Regions from separate parts of the Mus musculus genome. Here region 1 is linked to region 2. The links are chromatin loops, found by intact Hi-C in ENCODE. Cell type or tissue: heart. All regions are shown on one strand. Links, peaks and the distances in the headings refer to the core of each region. The heading gives the core; the rest is flanking DNA.

What was found. Peaks named below come from ENCODE experiments on the same cell type or tissue, not always from the same donor. Only the 100,000 strongest peaks of a DNase experiment are listed, where the experiment ranks them.
Region 1: a loop joins it to region 2, with 1.9 times the contacts of the local background. A loop is called at or near these places in 2 of 42 quality-filtered maps.

Annotation. Positions count from the first base shown.
Region 1 is chr7:145,126,132-145,134,460 of GRCm38, reverse strand. No RefSeq gene overlaps it. Among named protein-coding and RNA genes, the nearest start is that of Gm45181, 37 kb to the left of the region's middle. In heart, for the core only: a CTCF peak has its summit at 2,506; DNase peaks (open chromatin) are centred at 2,810 and 4,270; H3K27ac peaks cover 3,861 bases.
Region 2 is chr7:145,213,216-145,221,544 of GRCm38, reverse strand. It overlaps a transcript of Tpcn2 not described here. Among named protein-coding and RNA genes, the nearest start is that of Smim38, 9.3 kb to the right of the region's middle. In heart, for the core only: CTCF peaks have their summits at 599 (motif pointing left) and 4,747; a DNase peak (open chromatin) is centred at 5,834; H3K27ac peaks cover 5,134 bases.

The sequences.
Region 1 (8,329 bases), core at 9-8,008, 87 kb after region 2:
TGGGGATTGAACTCCAAACCCCAGGTTTGATGTGTTAGCCTTCTCACACCTTCCCTTTAATCAACTCACAGTACCTGAGTATTTCTGGGGTCTGAGAGTTTGATGCATGTGCTCAGTGCCTGAGAAAGGCTGGCTTGCACTTCCAGCTTTGTACACATTTATTAGCCCATTCACTTACAGAAGCAGCAATTTTTGCCTTGAACCTGGACTTCTCTTGGTGTTGGGATGTAGGATGCTTCATTCCTTACCCCTGCTCATTCAATGCTGGGGTTACAGCTGTGCCTGAGCTTTCTGTGAGTACTAGTGATTTCAACTCAGGTCCCCATTCATACAGAGCAAACACTTGTGCCTACTGAGGCAGACCTTGGATGCATGTTTTTCTCTTGAATATTTTTAGTTCCATCTTAGGATAAGCCAATGGAGGGACCATTGTATCCTAAGACGGGAAGTTGCCCTGTCCACAACTTGTTAATAGCTCAGACTCTGCTCAGCAGTATCTCTGTGTCTGCTGTCTGCCACCTTGGTTCATCATAGCCTGCTAATAGAAGCCTGTTACTTCCTCCCTGTATACTCTTTCTAAGCCTCCTACCCTGACTACCACAGTGACTTTGTGTGTGTGTAGCATGGGGTGAGGATGGTGCTCAGCCTAAGCTGGCTAAATCAGACAGGAGGATAGGAATATGTGTGCCCCAGTGGGCAGTCAGATCAAGGTTGCCCAGCCTAGGGAGCCCAGAGCACGCAGAGAGAGTTGGGTAGGGGCATAGTGAGAGGAGAGTCAGGGATTGGTAGGAGCTGGCCCCAACCCAGAGGCCTCAGTTGGGCTGAGGATGAAGAAAACACTGAGCAGAGGGGAAAGAGAGGGAGAGGCAGCACGAGTCAATAGAAGAGGTTTTTAGGATGATCCAGGGAGCTTTGGGAACAGACTGAAAGATTCTTGTGAGTGAAGATCAGGAGGCAGGGTGGGAGGAGGTATACCCCGCCCCCTGGGCAGGCTTGTTATAGTCTATTCAGTCACATTGAGGCTCTTGAGTGTGCTCCACCTGGGAGTACAGGCCTCTGGGGTTCTTGGGGTCTTGCTGCAGGACTGGTATAGAGGAGGGAGAGCAGAGGTCTAGAAGCAAAGAATTCAGTATTCCTACCAGAACACCACCATAGGGCAAGCTTTCTGCCCAGGGAGTAAGCCTTAGGCTGACTCCAGGGTAGGACAGGTACTATTTGATCTCTACAAGTCTTAAAAAATGGCATTGTGGGCTTTGGTACCACATGGGCTCTGGGAAGCAGGAACAGGCAGTGAGGGGGCCCTCCATCCATCCATCACTGAGTTGGGAACCAAAGCTGCTCCTTGGTGCACTCCTCTCTGTTCTCATCTTTGTGATGGACTGGGTTGTAGAATAGGCAAAGGGCACTTCAGAGTTCCGGAGATGGGCTGGGTTTCTCAAAGAAGGTTCCAGGGAATTCCAATCCCATAATATGTTCCAGATGAAGGGCCCAGGGGCTCATCTTAGTTTAAAGAACGTCGTTTGTTCTCTGCCCTTAGATGGTTATCATAGGGGTTCTATCAAAGATTTTTATCCTGGAACCAATCTCACTTCTCTCATTCTAGTAATGTCCTGAAGGATCTAGAACCTGCTCTTTGAAGCAATGATGACACTGCCCATGCTAAGCAGATGCCAGTGCCTAGCAGGAGCCCATGCTGAGCAGGCGCCCACGCTAAGAGGCACACACGCTGAGCAGGTTTCCAAGCTCAGCAGGAGCCCCACATCCTTCTCTCAATTGTTCCATCTGTCCATCCACCCGCATGCACACTCAAGCACACATCCGGGTATCTGTGGGAAGGGCCCTTTACTAGAAACTGCTTATTGGGCATGGAGCTGAGTGATGTTGTTTGGGTTGTGTTTGCCACCTCATTTTGGAGATGGAGACACTGGGTGATAAAAGGGAAACCTGGCTATTGGAAATAACCACCAAAGGTAGAATGACCTGGTTCTTAAAAAAAAAGATTTATTTTACATGTATGAATATTTTGCTTACATGTCCATATGTTGACCACATGGATACATAACACTTATAGAGTCCAGAAGAGGGCATCAACTCCCCCGGAACTGGAGTCAGGATAACTGTGAGTCACCATTTGGGTGCTGGGAATCGAACTCAGGACCTCTGGAAGATCAGCCTGTGTTCCTAACCATTGAGCCATCTCTCTAGCCCCAGAGATGGGTTCTTTTTTTTTTTTTTTAATTTATTATATGTAAGTACACTGTAGCTGTCTTCAGACACACCAGAAGAGGGAGTCAGATCTCGTTAGGGATGGTTGTGAGCCACCATGTGGTTGCTGGGATTTGAACTCAGGACCTTCAGAAGAGCAGTCGGGTGCTCTTACTTGCTGAGCCATCTCACCAGCCCCTAGAGATGGGTTCTTAATGAACATGATGCCCTAAGGGATGGACTGTTGCAAGGAGGCCTGAGTCAGGGCTTGTCCACTTGCCCTCTAGCTGTGACTCTTGGCTTTGCAAGAGACCACACATCCCTCTGGTGCCCCAACAGTAGGGCAGCCTCAGTGGCCAATAGATCCTGCTCCAGACAGCCTTCCATGGCCTGTAAGAAATCTGTGCTGTAGCCAGGGTTGGCAAGTGCAGCTGAGCTGCACCCCTAGGCCAGGCCCAGGCTGCCAGGACATAGCTACCCTCTACCCCCTGGGGCACTCCATCCACCAGTTGGTACAGGATGTGTGTGCCCTTCCAGGGGAAGAGAAACCAGATCTTGAGGCCTCTGAGCTCATCTCTCCCCGCCCATCAGCTGCCGCCCCTTTCCCACAGTGGGCAAATACAGGGCTCTATTTACATGGCAACCCCGGGGTGGCCAGCGGTGACAGGTAAGTGGCTTATGTAATAGTGGTGTGGCTCTTGGCAGCCTTGTTCCAGGAGAAGGAGTCATGACAGGACTTGAGCCCAACACCTCACCTCCGAGGTGACATCTGGTTGGACGTGCAAGTCCGGAAGCCTCTGGTAGCCAGGAAGCCAGGTACAATTTCTGCCTGTTGCCTGTCAGCAGGTGGCCCCTCAGGAAGGACACAGTCTCATGCAGCCGTGAGTGGCCGCTGTGAGTGGCCACTGTGTGGACAGCTTGTAAGCAACTCCAAGTGGCACCAACAAACTGTCTCTCCTGTCCCGCCCACGCTTTACAGGCGGTGCCTGTCCCAGGTCACACAGAGAAGTCTGTAACTGCTGCTGTAGGTGTCCAGCACTGAATGCTCTGCTCTGACCTTTCCCAGGTCCCCAGGACCTCTGAGTCTGATGGCTCTGGGTTTGTTCCCCTCCTCAGCAACTGCAAGTGTCCCTTAGCTTTCTGTGGGGTATCTATGTGCCCAGCAAAGCCAGCGCCAAGTTATGATGCCCTCCATGACCCCAGAGGCTCAATGGAGTATAGGAGATTCAGAGCCCAAATTCAGGCCAGGAAGTACCCAAACCCCAAGTTCTGAACAATGGTTCCACACTTGGGGTCTTTACTCCATAGGACAGGGCAGTAGGACAGGTCCTTGTCTTACCCACCTTGTAAGGACCATGACAACTGGGGTTCACCCCTGTTTGGTCTCTTTCCTGATATCCATGGGGTACTAGAAGGGTGTGTAGTGTGTGAACAACAAGATAAATAAAATGGAAGGGAGGGAGGGGAGAGAAGAGAGAGGCAAGGGAGGAGGAAGAAAGGAAGGAGGAAGAAAGCTAAGTGGGAGGGGCAAAGGAAGGATAGAGGAAGGATGTGGAGGGGGAGTGTGGGAAAGGGAGGGAGAGTGGCGCGTGCTGTCTGCCCACCCCCTGCACTCTGGAGCCAGCCCAAAATCCTATCCCAGTTCTGACAATGACCACAGGTGATGGACCTATTGCTGCCCCTCTCTGGATGTCTTTTTTATTTTATCATGAATAGTAGAAACACTCTGTATACATCACACAGGTTCAACCAAGGCTCACAGAGAAGGGGAGGAGGACTTTGCAGAGGCCTCTAGGACTGGGAGAAGACCCTCAGCAAGGATACATTATGTCCTCCCACCCTAGAGGCAGCTGCTCCTGTCCTGGGCATATCAGCCTCCCCCTACTTCCCCCAACCCCGCTGCCTCCCTTTGCTTCTCTCAGTGTCTGCTGAAGTGGTCCCCAACCCCTTGCTCCTCCTGCCTCTCCCAGGTAAGCTGGCTTCTGTTATGTGCTGAGCAGTTTAGGAACCAGCCACGGGCTATGAGCAGGGTGTTTACTCTTTGGCCTGAGAGAGTCCCATTCAGAACTTGCTCTGCCTTCCCATGGGAAATCTGCCTCAGGGAGGAGCTGTGCATCGACCCAGCAGAAGAGGAGGAGGGGAGGGAGGGAGGAAGCCAGCCCTCCCACTGCCCCGGGCTTCCTTGAAATGGTTTGCCAAAGGCTTTATCTCTTTGAAAACAAAAACCTCAAAGAATATTTTTTTGCATGACCTGATTTTCTGATATGCTTGGAAAATGGTTATGAGACAGGTGGATGGTTATCTCACCCACTTCCCTATCCACGGCCTTCTGCCTCACTTCTTACCGTGTTTCCTTGCTTGTTCATTCATGCATGCACACACCCTTTCATCCATTCATACACTGTCCACCACCCATTCATTCATCAGTTCTTTCCCTACTCATTCACCCATACCTCTACTTGTTCACTCATCCTTCTATCCACCCACCCACCTACCCAATCACCCACCCATCTACCCACCTGCCCACCCACTCACCCATGTACCTACCCACCCACCCATTCATGTACCTACTTACCCACCCACCCACCCACCCACTCATTCTTCTGTGTACTCATCCACCCATCCACAACTACCTGTTCATCGTTATGCCCACCCTCCCATCTGTCAATCATCTAGTCTTTACTGAAGCAGTACTGGGAAAGGTCCTGAGCTTGCTGTCCTGAGACATAGCCCTGCTTTCAGTAAAGTCACTGTGCTAGAGAGAGCAAAGTCTGGGCATAATGCCTACCCATCTTGCTATTTCCTTCTTCTATCCTTTGACAAACCTTGCCCCTCTTTGAACTTTAGTGTCTTCATGTGGAAAATGGGCCAATCACAGTACCTGCTTTTCCATGTGGGCTATAATGAGAAAATGTACACAGGAGTTCCTGGAGTCATGTGGGGAAGTGCCAAGATGGCTGAGGAATGGCCATCGGCGTTGGCTTTCTGCACTGTGGAACAAAGGAAGTCATCCAACCTTGCTGGGGTCTGTGCTGGTGTGGACTTGGACACAAAGACAGCAGGGAAACCAGAAAGGCATGGCCTGGGAAAGGGTCTCTTACCGGCCATGGTGGGAAATAGGTTCAGCGTTTCTGCCAGAGAATGGCTGGCATCACATTGCGGAAGGCTTTCTCTGGCTGTTGAGTAAAGTCCAGGAGACTGAAGGACATGACCATGACACTGAACCTCACTGATACTTTTCCTCCTGAATGCTAATATGCTGCAGGCCCCAGAACCATTAGATCTGAATGGATCCCCCTAGTCTTTCAGTAACACCACATTCAGGCCTCACTTTCCTATCCTCTAACCCTGAAAGACATTACTAATCAACTACCATTCTCTTTCCTTAGGGTTTAAAGACATTCAGTTATAGACAACAATCTCTAGCCCCTTGTGTGTGTGTGTGTGTGTGTGTGTGTGTGTGTGTGTGTGTGTGTGTGTGTGTGTGTGTGTGTATACATACATACACAGGCAGACATACACATGTGGAGTCACAGGTCAATTTACATGTCTTCTTCCACCTCTCTCCATCTATTTTGAGGCATGGTCTTTCTGAACCTGGAGTTTATCAGTAGACTAGACTGGCTGGCTATCCAACTCCAGGGATCCTCCTGCCTCAACTCCCCTAGCCCTGGAATTACTGATGTATGCTGCTGCTGCACCCAGCATTATTTTTCTTAAGACAGGGTTTCTCTTTATGTAGCCCTAGCTGTCCTGGAACTCACAGAGATTCACCTGCCTCTGCCTCCCAAGTGCTGGGATTAAAGGTGTGCACCACCAGTGACCCAGGAGGCACCTCACAGTTTATGTGGGTGCTAGGGATTCAAGTTCTCATTGGTTGCCTGGAGCACATTTTACCTACTGAGCAGCCTTTTCGGGCCCCAAGCTCCATTTCAAGTGCTTGAATCTCCATGTAGCCTGTGGGTGCCAGCCGGACAAGTCAGCTCTGTCGTGCTGCATGGCCAGCCTCTGGAAATCAGTGAGAATGAATAGGAGCTCACTTAGCACAGAGGCCAGACACCAAATGCTACCAACAGTGGGACTTCTGGGTGGTCAGATTAGATCCTAAGGTGGACGAGGGGAGCCTGCCGTGGCCTTCACCTTGGTGTTACTCTTCTGGTCTGACCTTCTTGAGTTCATTTTCTTTTGTCCTTGAACAGGAAAACAAAAGCCGAAAGGGGCTAGGCGTGAGTGGTGGCCGTGCCTCACCTCCCTTTCTGCAGCAACTTTGGGCTATTTTTAGTTTCTGGGTGACTGTCATTGCTGCCTGGGGCTGACATTCCATACCCTGGGAACCCTGACCTGCAGCCTTTCTGCTGTGAGCTGAACCAGCTTTGTTCATGCCCAAGAAGGAAAGAACAACATTCATTAGCGACCGGCACCTTTTGGAATATCGGAAACAGAGCCTCCATGACCTTAATGACCCTTAACTCTTGGCTGTGCAAGACTGCTTGCATGAATGTTTTTTTTTTTTTTTTTTTTTCTGGACGGTTCAGAGGCTGCCAGCCTCGTGACTAGAGAGATTAAGACTAAGTTAGAAAAAACTGACAGTGTCTCCAAATGGGTAGAGAACAGAGGCCCACCTCCAGGCACCTTCCCAGGGGGTTGTACAGGTAGGAGTGTGATTGGAGCCTAATGGCAGCTGAACATGGCATGGAATACCAGTATTCCATGAGAAGGAAGGGGCCCCAGCCACTTGCTGACTCTAGAGGTAGGGACAGGATTGGCACAGGTGACCTGTAACTTCTTTGGTGCTGGGGGCTGGGGGTGGGGAGGATGGCCATGGCTGCCTGGCCTTTGGGAAGAAGGGCCTGCTCTGTCTCAGGCCCTAGAACCTTTGACTAGAAAAGCAAAGGTCACGGGAACAATCCCTCCCTTTCACGCTGGGTGACCTGGCAGGAGCACACTGGAGCTGACAGAGGGTGCAGCCCCTCCCCAGCCGCCCAAGACAAACACAGCACTAGGAAGTTCCCACGCTCTTGTGCTGGAGGCTGGGCAGGGGGAGGGCAGGGCCTTAGAAGCTGCAGGTGAGTCTGGAGACCCTGCCTGGGGTCCACCTGCAGCACTCACCTGCAGGGCCCACGCCTCGCAGATGCGGCTTGCTAAATCTGTACTAGTTCATCTCATCACCACCTTCCCTGCAGAACAGGAACCTGAAACCCAGAGAGATTAAGTGACTGGTGGACACCCAGTCACACAGCTGTGGGAAGAAGTTGGGTTTGGAGTTGAAGTTCTATGGCTCTTTAGAGTATGGTGCTTATGTAGACATAGTCAGATTGATGTCTGGTGGGACTTTCAAGGGCCCTGAAAAGCAGTGACCTAGAGTTCCCATTCACAGAGTGGGTGTGTGGGTACCTGACTGGCCTCTGGGTAATGTCTGGCTATGGAGTGAATGAACTGGAGAAACACATACTTTTAGCCCCCTGAACTTAGCCTGGTGTTACTTTTGGGGTTCTTCGTTCTGGGGTGATATAGAGTTGGGGTGGAGGTCCTGGCTTACTTGAAGTCCGTGTAACCAAAAGCAAGCTCCACTCTCCATGAGAAAGCACCCATTTCCTCAAAGAAGCAAATGGGTGGTCACAGGGTCCCTAGCCCTCCAGGGTCCACTTGTCGTGAGTTTGCTGACACTCGTGCCTTGGCTGGGAGCACCTAGACACCTGGAACATTCCTTCCCTCCAGCACACATCTATTGGACACCAGCTGTATACAGGCTTAAGCTCCTAAGGCTGCAGGTGCCATTCTTGGCACCTGGGTGCTCCTGGCTTCCGTATTGGTTTTCGATTGCTGATGCCTGTCTCCATGGACAGGACCCTGAGGCCCTGGGAGGGGTCAGGAAGGACTGAGGACACAAGGAATTCTGATCTTAAGAGACTCCTCAGTAATAGTCACCACTGTTACTTCATGGAGGCACTGTCATTGTCAGGCTCCCCAAGGGCAAAGGACCAGGAGTCACCATAGCCATTTCAAGGTCTCCTTGGTGCCTGTGGCTCCTTCCCATCGGCCTCTATACAGACCACTGCTGAGGTCAGGCCAGGTCAAGGGTAGCTCAGCCCAGGCTAGAGCTGGGAACCAGAATCAGTTACCA
Region 2 (8,329 bases), core at 271-8,270:
GAGACTCATTGTTTTTGGATTTGCCATGGATCCTAGGAGCCAAGATACATCTGGAAACATCAGGGAGGAACACAGAGTACTGGAGTGAAGGGTATCCTCTGTGGGGCCTTATCTTATGCAGAGGAAGGGAGGTGTTGATGCTGTTGTATTGGGGCAGGTTATCTCATCTCTCTGGTCAGGGTTGGGGGGGTGGTCCATGCCATCTACAGTTTTTGGGGGGGGTCAGTCAGCACATCTGGCAGACACTGAACCTGGGTCAGTGCCCTGTGAGAGCCTTGCTGTGACTCAATGTGATCATCTTAGTGTGGTGACTCTTGCAGGAATTCTGGGAAGGGACAAACCAGTGTAGGTAACAGAAGGCACTGGACTGGCTCTAGCAGCCTAGGCCTTTAGGTTGCCTGCACCCTCCAAGAGGGCCTTCATTGCTCTTGAGCAGATCTATCCCATAGAAACATCATATAGACACCGGGGGCTGAAGAGTGGCTCAGCGGTGGTTAAGAGACTGTATTGCACGGCCACTCTTGCACAGGACCAGAGTTCAGTTCCCTGCATATCTGGTGGCTCACAGCGGAACTCCAACTCCAGTAGATCTACTGCCCTCTTCTGGCCTCTGCAAACACCTGCACTCATGTGCACAACTTCACACAGACACATGTAGATAATTTAAAGGAAAAAAAAAGTCAAGTGTTGGAGGCCCAAGCCTTTAATCCCAGCATCCATTGGGTAGAGTCACATAGATCTCTGTGAGTTAGAGGCCAGCCTGATCTGCATAAGGAGATGTCAGCCCAGGGATACATAGAGACCCTGCCTGTCTCAAAACAAAACTAATTAACAACCAACTAACTAATTAAAAAGAAATCTTAAAGGTAAACTACTTAAGAGGATGCTGAAGTTTTGAGTTGGCCCCTTAAAGAGGCCAGAGGAAGGAGGTAAAGTGGACATTAACTATGTCTGCATGTGACTGACACTCAGACCCTGAATTGTGCATTCCAATTCATCACCATCAGATTGTCATAAAAAGACTCTGCCTGTTGAACTCTGCATATTGATCATGGTGCTGAAGTTGTATTTAACAGCTTCAGGACAGGCAGTTGTGGCACACTCCTTTAATTCTAGCACTTGGGAGGCAGAGGCAGGGGAATCTCTGGGTTCAAGGCCAACCTGGTCTACAGAGTGAGTTCCAAGACAGCCAGGGCTACACAGAGAAACCCTGTCTTGAAAAACAACCAAACCAACCAAACCAAACCAAACCAAACCAAACCAAACCAAACCAAACCAAACCAAACCAAACCAAACCAAACAAACAAAACCCAACAAACTTGGGTCTTCTAGAATTGCAATCTGTACCCTTAACCAATGAATTCACTCTCTAGCCATCATCACCACCACCATCATCATTTGTATGTAGCTCAGGCTAGCCTCGAACCTGACATGAGCTGAGGATGACCTTGAACTTCAGATCCTCCTGCCTCCACTCAACCCAGTACTGGAATCCCAGGCATGGGTCACCACACCTGTTTTGGGGGGACATGGGGGATCAGACTGTGCGTGTCCTAACCACTATACCTATTGGGCCACTCCTCCAGCTCTGCATCTGGTCTTGAAGTGACTTCTTTGCTGTGAGGCTGAGGGAGGTAACAAGGGGTGCGTGGGAGAACCACACTGAACTGCCCTTTGTGAGGCCCTGGAGAGGAGCAGGGGAGGAGACACAGAGAGGTCTGTGTAGTTTCTTAGAGGCGAAGCAGGAAGCCTGCCCTGGTCATTGGGATGTTGGGACGAGCTCACTCTGGGTCTTAGCCTGTGGGCCTGGCATTTGCTGGGTGCCAGCTGCCTGTGGTCCTGGGGTTGGCACAACAAGTCTGGCCGCCAGCAGCAAGGTGGGTGGGGCGTGCTGAGGGGCAGCATCCATCGCTCCAACAGTCCTGTGGTCCTGCCAAGTGGTGGTGGAACCAGGCCCACGTGTCAAGGTGCCTGGTAACTGGATGGCTATGTGAAAAATGCCAGGGGTGTCCACAGCCAAACCTTCATATTGGGATTCTGGAATCAGGCGGATGGTGGCTGGAGCCAGTCTGTTTGTGCAGGGCGGCCTGTGGGAAGGTGCCCAGAGACGGGACAGATTACAGCCAAGGGTATTACCCGCTGGGCTCAGGGTTAAGGGAGAAGAAAATAATCACAGACAACAGAAAGCACAGCTGCCAGCCCTCCTGGGTCTGAGACGGTGGCTCTGGGCACAGAGGGTAGGGTCAGTACCTTCTGGGTGCCTGGAGATGATGCCAGGCACACACTCGGTGGCATTTCTAGTGCACACAGCACCTGGGATCATTTAGGGGGACATGATAGTGTTTTCTTTTTTCTTTTTTCTTTTTTTAAATCAGAAGATCTTAAAATATGTAGCTAGGTTGGAGAGTGCTTGTGCCTCATGCACAAAACCCTGGGGTTCTGTCCCCAGACTGCATGGGCTGGGCATGAGGGTGCATATCTGCCACTCTAGCACTGGGAAAGTGGAGGCAGGAGGATCAGAAGATTACAATCATGTCTCAAAAGTGTGGTGCCCTGAGGCTGCACCCATCCGTGGGGGTGTTGATAGGGTGAGGGACGTTTTCTTCAATGGTTTGGCTTCTGGCAAGGCGGTCCAGGCTTTTTCAAACAACCCCATTTGTGCTCCCATAAGCAACCTTAACGGGCTCTTTGGGTCATACACACAGAGACAAAAGTAGAAAGGAACTAGTTATGAACACACACACACACACACACACACACACACACACGAGAATATGAAAACGTCACAAAGAGGGCCATCGTGTATCATTACTGTATACTAATACAAGGCTGCTAGTCTGCAGACCCATTCACACATTTACACAGGATTCAGTGATGTCCCTGTAAAATTCACACCCACTCCCAAACTCCATATACTTGGAAAAAATGACCTGGTTGATGTAATTAGTCACAGAGAGGACACCATGCAGTAGGGTGGGCCATGATCCAATGGCTCTGTCCCTTAGAAGAATGCCACAGTCAGAAACACGAAACTGTGGGGAAAAAAACCCTTGATGTCATAGTGATGTGACCAAGAAATCCTAGAGCTCTCAGACCCTGGAGCAGGCAGGAAGGGCAGTCTCCAGAGCCTTCTGAGAGAACGGCCCAGTTCACACCTTGAGGTTGGACTTCTGGCCCACAAGGTTCAAGACACTTGGGTTGAGGTGCTGTCCTGTGGTGTCAGCCAAAGTGGACAGATAGCTTGACACTTGTCTAAGATGGCTGTGGTGCTCAACATTTATTATTGTTTGTTTGTTTTTGACTGGGTTGTGGATGTCCTGAAACTTGCTATGTATAGGCCAGGCTGGCCTCTAATTCAGAGATATGTATGCCTCTTCCTTATGTGTATGGGATTAAAAACATGTTTCTCAGGACGGTCTGTCTAGGAGGTGGGTGAAACTTACCTCACCCTGTTGTCAGCCCCGTGCCAGGCAGTGACATGAAGGGGTTCTGTCCTCAGTCAAAGGACCTCAGCGGTATGCATGTGTTGAGAGGGTGTGGGCGAGAGGTAAGCCTGAGTCAGAGCCTCAGTTCTGATGGGAGCTCTATAGAAGAAGCTCTTGTCTATATTCTCAGCACTTGGTCATTGATGTAGGAGGGTTGTCATGGGCTACAGAGTGAGCTTGGGCTAGCCTGGGCTTCAGAGCAAGACCCAGTGTAAGCAAACAAAAAACCAAAACAAATATTCTCGGTTTTTGCTCCTGCTCTACTGTCTCCTGGCCAAGTGATCTAGAGGAGTCACACCTTTGTCAGCCTCTTCCATATCTGTTAGATATGTCAACTCTGGTTTCTGCTTTAGAGACTGCCATGAGGATCTGGGGGAGAAATGCCCCTTGTTCCTGTGTCCCTTAGAATGTAGCTCCGAGCAGGGCTTTGGGGAGGGAATGGTCAGGGACTTAGAGTTCCTTGTCTCTGCCTGTCACCCATTATCTCTGTCTCCATATAGCTATCTCCATCAGCCCTTGCTGACTGTAGCATCATAGCACCAGCCCCAGAGAGGGGGCAGGGACATTGTAAAAGAAAACAAAAAACAACCCCCCTGGCTGTTCGTGTCTTCTGTAGTTTTCTATTGATGTCTCAAAAGAGCTGAGCCCTCCCTGCACCAGTGTGGTGGGTCTGAGTGGCTGTCACCCTCCAGGACTCCTTCATTTGAAGGTCCACCTCTTTTGGTTTTTGTCCTCAGGGTCTGCTCAGCACTTCAGTCGTCCTAAGCAGACTGCCAGGGGGGCTGTTCCTACTCTGACACCCAGAGGTCTTTCCCTGCAGGTCTGTCTGTCTTTGTTGCTTCTGACAGGCCACTGTGGGGAGCCAGCAACCATCAGGGCTCGGGGCTGTCCCGTGTAGATGTGTGTGGCTGGAAAGGTTCCCAAGCAGGGACATTTCTATGGGTCACAGGGTCTCTGCATAGATCACTTGTCTTGCCATCCTAGGGCCACACAGGTGGGGGCTGCCACATGTTTCCAGGAACACATGCAACCCTGCTGAGGAAGGCACCCAGGCATTTCTCCTAGAGCTTCCTGTGTGTCGTCCACACACAGCCACCAGCAAAGGGTGGGTACAGACATGATGGTGACCCTCCATTCAGGAGGAGGAAACTAAGGCCCAACAGCAGGGAGGTTAGTGGGTGGGTGGGGTAGTGGGTGGGTGGAGTTGCTGGGGAAGGGAGCTGCTTTCCTCCCTGCTGGAGCCCCACATTTCTGCCTCTAGATGGGGCCTGTGGTCCCTAGGACAGTCCACATTTCCAGAAAGCTCTGAGCTCTTGTTTTTCTGTATGGCAGATCTGTCAGGCAGAATCAGTGTGGAGTATGAGGGCTCTTCAGCAGGAGTGGAGGTACTCCATGACCCCCTAAGTGTCATCTGCAGTCCTTCTTGCAAGTACTTGGGCTTCTCCAGTGGGGGAGCAGCACCCCTCTTTGGGGCCCCTGCAGACCCCAGGCCTCTCTCTCTGGCTTTCCCTGCTTCGAGTTCCCCACAGAGAACTGTGGAGCCCCAGCCTGTTCCTCACCAGTGGGCCTGGAGGGATCCCTAGGAGAGGCGTTTGACTTTGTGGGCAGGTTTAGGTTTTCTTGGTGACCATAGCCTAGAGGAGTCTGGGAACATTCTGAGGACAGGTCAGTAAGAGCTCTGGCCTTTCCGTCCCTCTCTGTGAGCAAAGTCCCCAATTTTTCTTTTTGTCCTAAACACAGGCGAAAGGGGAAGTGTCCCTGGAGACAACCTTAGGAGCTTGGGAGGAGATACAGAAATAGTCCAGGCTGGACATCTTGACACCTCAGACTTGCTAGGTGACACTGGGTGACAGGATTTTCTGGGCCTCAACTTCCTCTTCCATAGCAGCAAGGGCAAGACTGGCCAGGGACATGACCTTGAGGCTACAGCTCACCACTTAGCCCAAGTTCAAAGACTGGACAGGGCTCTTTCTGACCCCTATCCTCAAGTCAGTGCAAGGGTGTGGCTTTGGGGTATAGAAATTCCAAGCAATAGTTATCATAAAGGAAAGGTGACATTTAGGATTTGTTTTCTCCGTTTGATGCTATTTTATACAGATTTCAGTGGCTCAGCTGCTATTAACCCAGGGCAGCTTGTTGCCAGAGCCCCTTCACTCTGCCTCTTTGCTTCCAAACTCTGCCCCCACAGCATGGCCTGTGTTCTGTCCCTGTGGCTTTACCTGTTCTATAACATTCTATCACTATCTGCGGCAGTATCCTTGTGCTTGGCTCTTGTCACTGTCCACCAATTGTTGGCTGGCTATGCCTGCAGCCTGGGTGCCTGTGGCTTGCCTATTGCTCAATATCACATGAGCCCCATGGCTGGTGCCAGGCTGTCAGAATAGGAATAGACCGGAACTTGATTTCTTATCTTCTCGTTGTGTCCAGATGAGTAGCTGTGAGCATGGCATCATAGACATTCATGCCCCGTCTGTGTGGCTGTGGCTGTGGTTTCTGTCTCATTCATTCTGGTATTGGTCACATTTTTTTCAGACAAAATGCCTGATACAAGGAGCTTCAGAGAGAAGGGCTTTGTTTCAGTGTACGGCTGAGGCTCCCTGGCCCTCCTGCCTGCTTGACACCTTCCCATCAAAGGTTCATCACCTTTCCTGTCTCCTTTCTCATGTTCCCAGAAGAGGATAAAAGGGAGCCTCAGAGAGTGACCATCGACAATATCTAATCTAATAAGGCTGCTCAAAGTGCTGGGTGCATGTGTCATACCTCCAGGAGCACTTAGGATGCTTAAGAATTCTTGTGTGTGGTGGACGGTACACTGTGGCTGTTCAATAAATATCTAGAGTGCAAATACATGAATTTGGAGTTCCCCACCTGGCAGCACCAGGCACGAGTCTACCGGCATTCAGATTTGATGTTTCGCGCTCTCTGCACTGCTGTTGATTGGTTGGATCTAGAGCAAGGGACTAAGTAGTGAGATACCCTGGAGCTGGACCCAGAGACTTGGAGACCTGCTCAACTGAAATCAGGCCCACTATGGGCTCAAGACAGAACTCAGTTTGTGGAGTGCCTGCATAGCATTCACAAAGACCTAGGGTTCAGACTCTAGAACAGCATAAACTGGAATGGTGGTTCCCGCCTGCAATCCCAATATTCAGGAAGTAGAGTTAGAAGGGTCAGGAATTCAAGGCCATCTTCAGCTACATAGTTTGAAGCTGGCCGGGGCTATATTAGACCTTGTTTCAAACAAAACCCAATACAAAAATCACCTCACCAAGTGGCTAGTTAAGAAGAGAATGGCCCATTAGAGACAGGACCTGGTGTGGCTGGGTCTTAGTGGTGACCAAGGACTGTCCCTATGACTAGCCTGCATACAGGCTTCTGTTCTAGAGGGAGAGGAGGGGATCAGAGCTGGAAACCTTTGGCTTTTGGATAACTCTAGAAGTGCCAGCTATCAGAAGCCTGTTCTGGGAGAGGCTGGCTAGAAAGCAGGGTGGCTACCACAGGTGAGGGCTCAGAGGGATAGAGCTTTTCCCCATTGTCCCACTACCTGCTTGCTCAGACCCCTGCATCTCTGCTTCTCTAGTACCCAGACAGCACATCTTCCAAAGAGACACCTGGTGATGGGGATCTTGCCCACCCAGCACTGACCTCCAGCTCCCCCAGCTAGCCCTGGGGGGTACAGGAGGTACAGACCTCAGAGGCTCCAGGGACCTCCACCACAGGGACCATTTCCTGCTTCTGACTGCGTTCTGAGAACTGAGAATATGGGCTTTGTGTGTACACATGTGTGTATATGTGTGTGCACAGCCTGTATTCACATGTGTATGCTTTGTGTGCATGTGTCTGTATAGACTGTACATGCAGTGTGTCTGTGGGCTGTGTTATGTGTGCATGCCTGTGCCTATGTGCTGTGTGTGCATATGTGTATATGCCTATGTATATGTGCTGTATGTATGCAGGTGGTAGACAAAGGTTGACTTGAGCATCTTCCTCAATCACTCTTCACTTGGTTATTATTTTTTAAATATTTTCTTTTGTTTGAGACAGGGTCCCACTTTGTGTAGCTACAGCTAACTATAGAGACCAGGCAGGCCTTGAACTCACAGAGATTCATCTGCCTCTGCCTCACAAGTGCTGGGATTGAAGGTGCACACTATGACTCCTGGCTCCACCTCATTTTTTGAGACAGGGTCTTTCACTGGCCTGGAGTTCTCTGATTCAGTGAATGCTACGGATCTTTCTGTCTGTATCCAGCCATCCCTGGGGTTGTGGTTATATGCCACTGTGCCTGACTTTCACATGGGTACTGGGGATGAACTTCAGGTCCTTGTTTGGCACAGCAAACATTTTATCCACTGAGCCATCTCCTAGCCTCAATATATGGCATTGAGGTGCCCTGTCTTGGAGGCTATGTGTTCAGGCAAGCACATGAGGCTAACATGCTTATTTTGAGAACAGTGTCCATTTTGAGCCTTCTTTATTGACTCCTAATGGAGTGTGTGACAGTCAGGCTAGCTAGGTCATATGCACATGTGAGGTCTTCATGTTCTGCATGTGTGTGAATATGGTTGCATGTGTGTATACATGTACGTAAATGAAGATGGGTATGTGCAAGTGTGTGTGAACATAGGCTGGGGTGGGACAGCTTGTATCTTCTCCTGACTCTTTCTCAGCCCCTGCAGACCCACTGAGGCCCCAGCCCTCAGCTGATGAGCCAGGCCTGGCACCTGAGCAGGGGACTGTCTGGAGGCTGCTGGCTTTTCTGGCCTGACCCAGGAGTTTGGAGTCAAACATTTAGAATAGCAGGGTGTGCTGTTGGTCTTAGCCTTAGGCAGAGACAGGCTGAG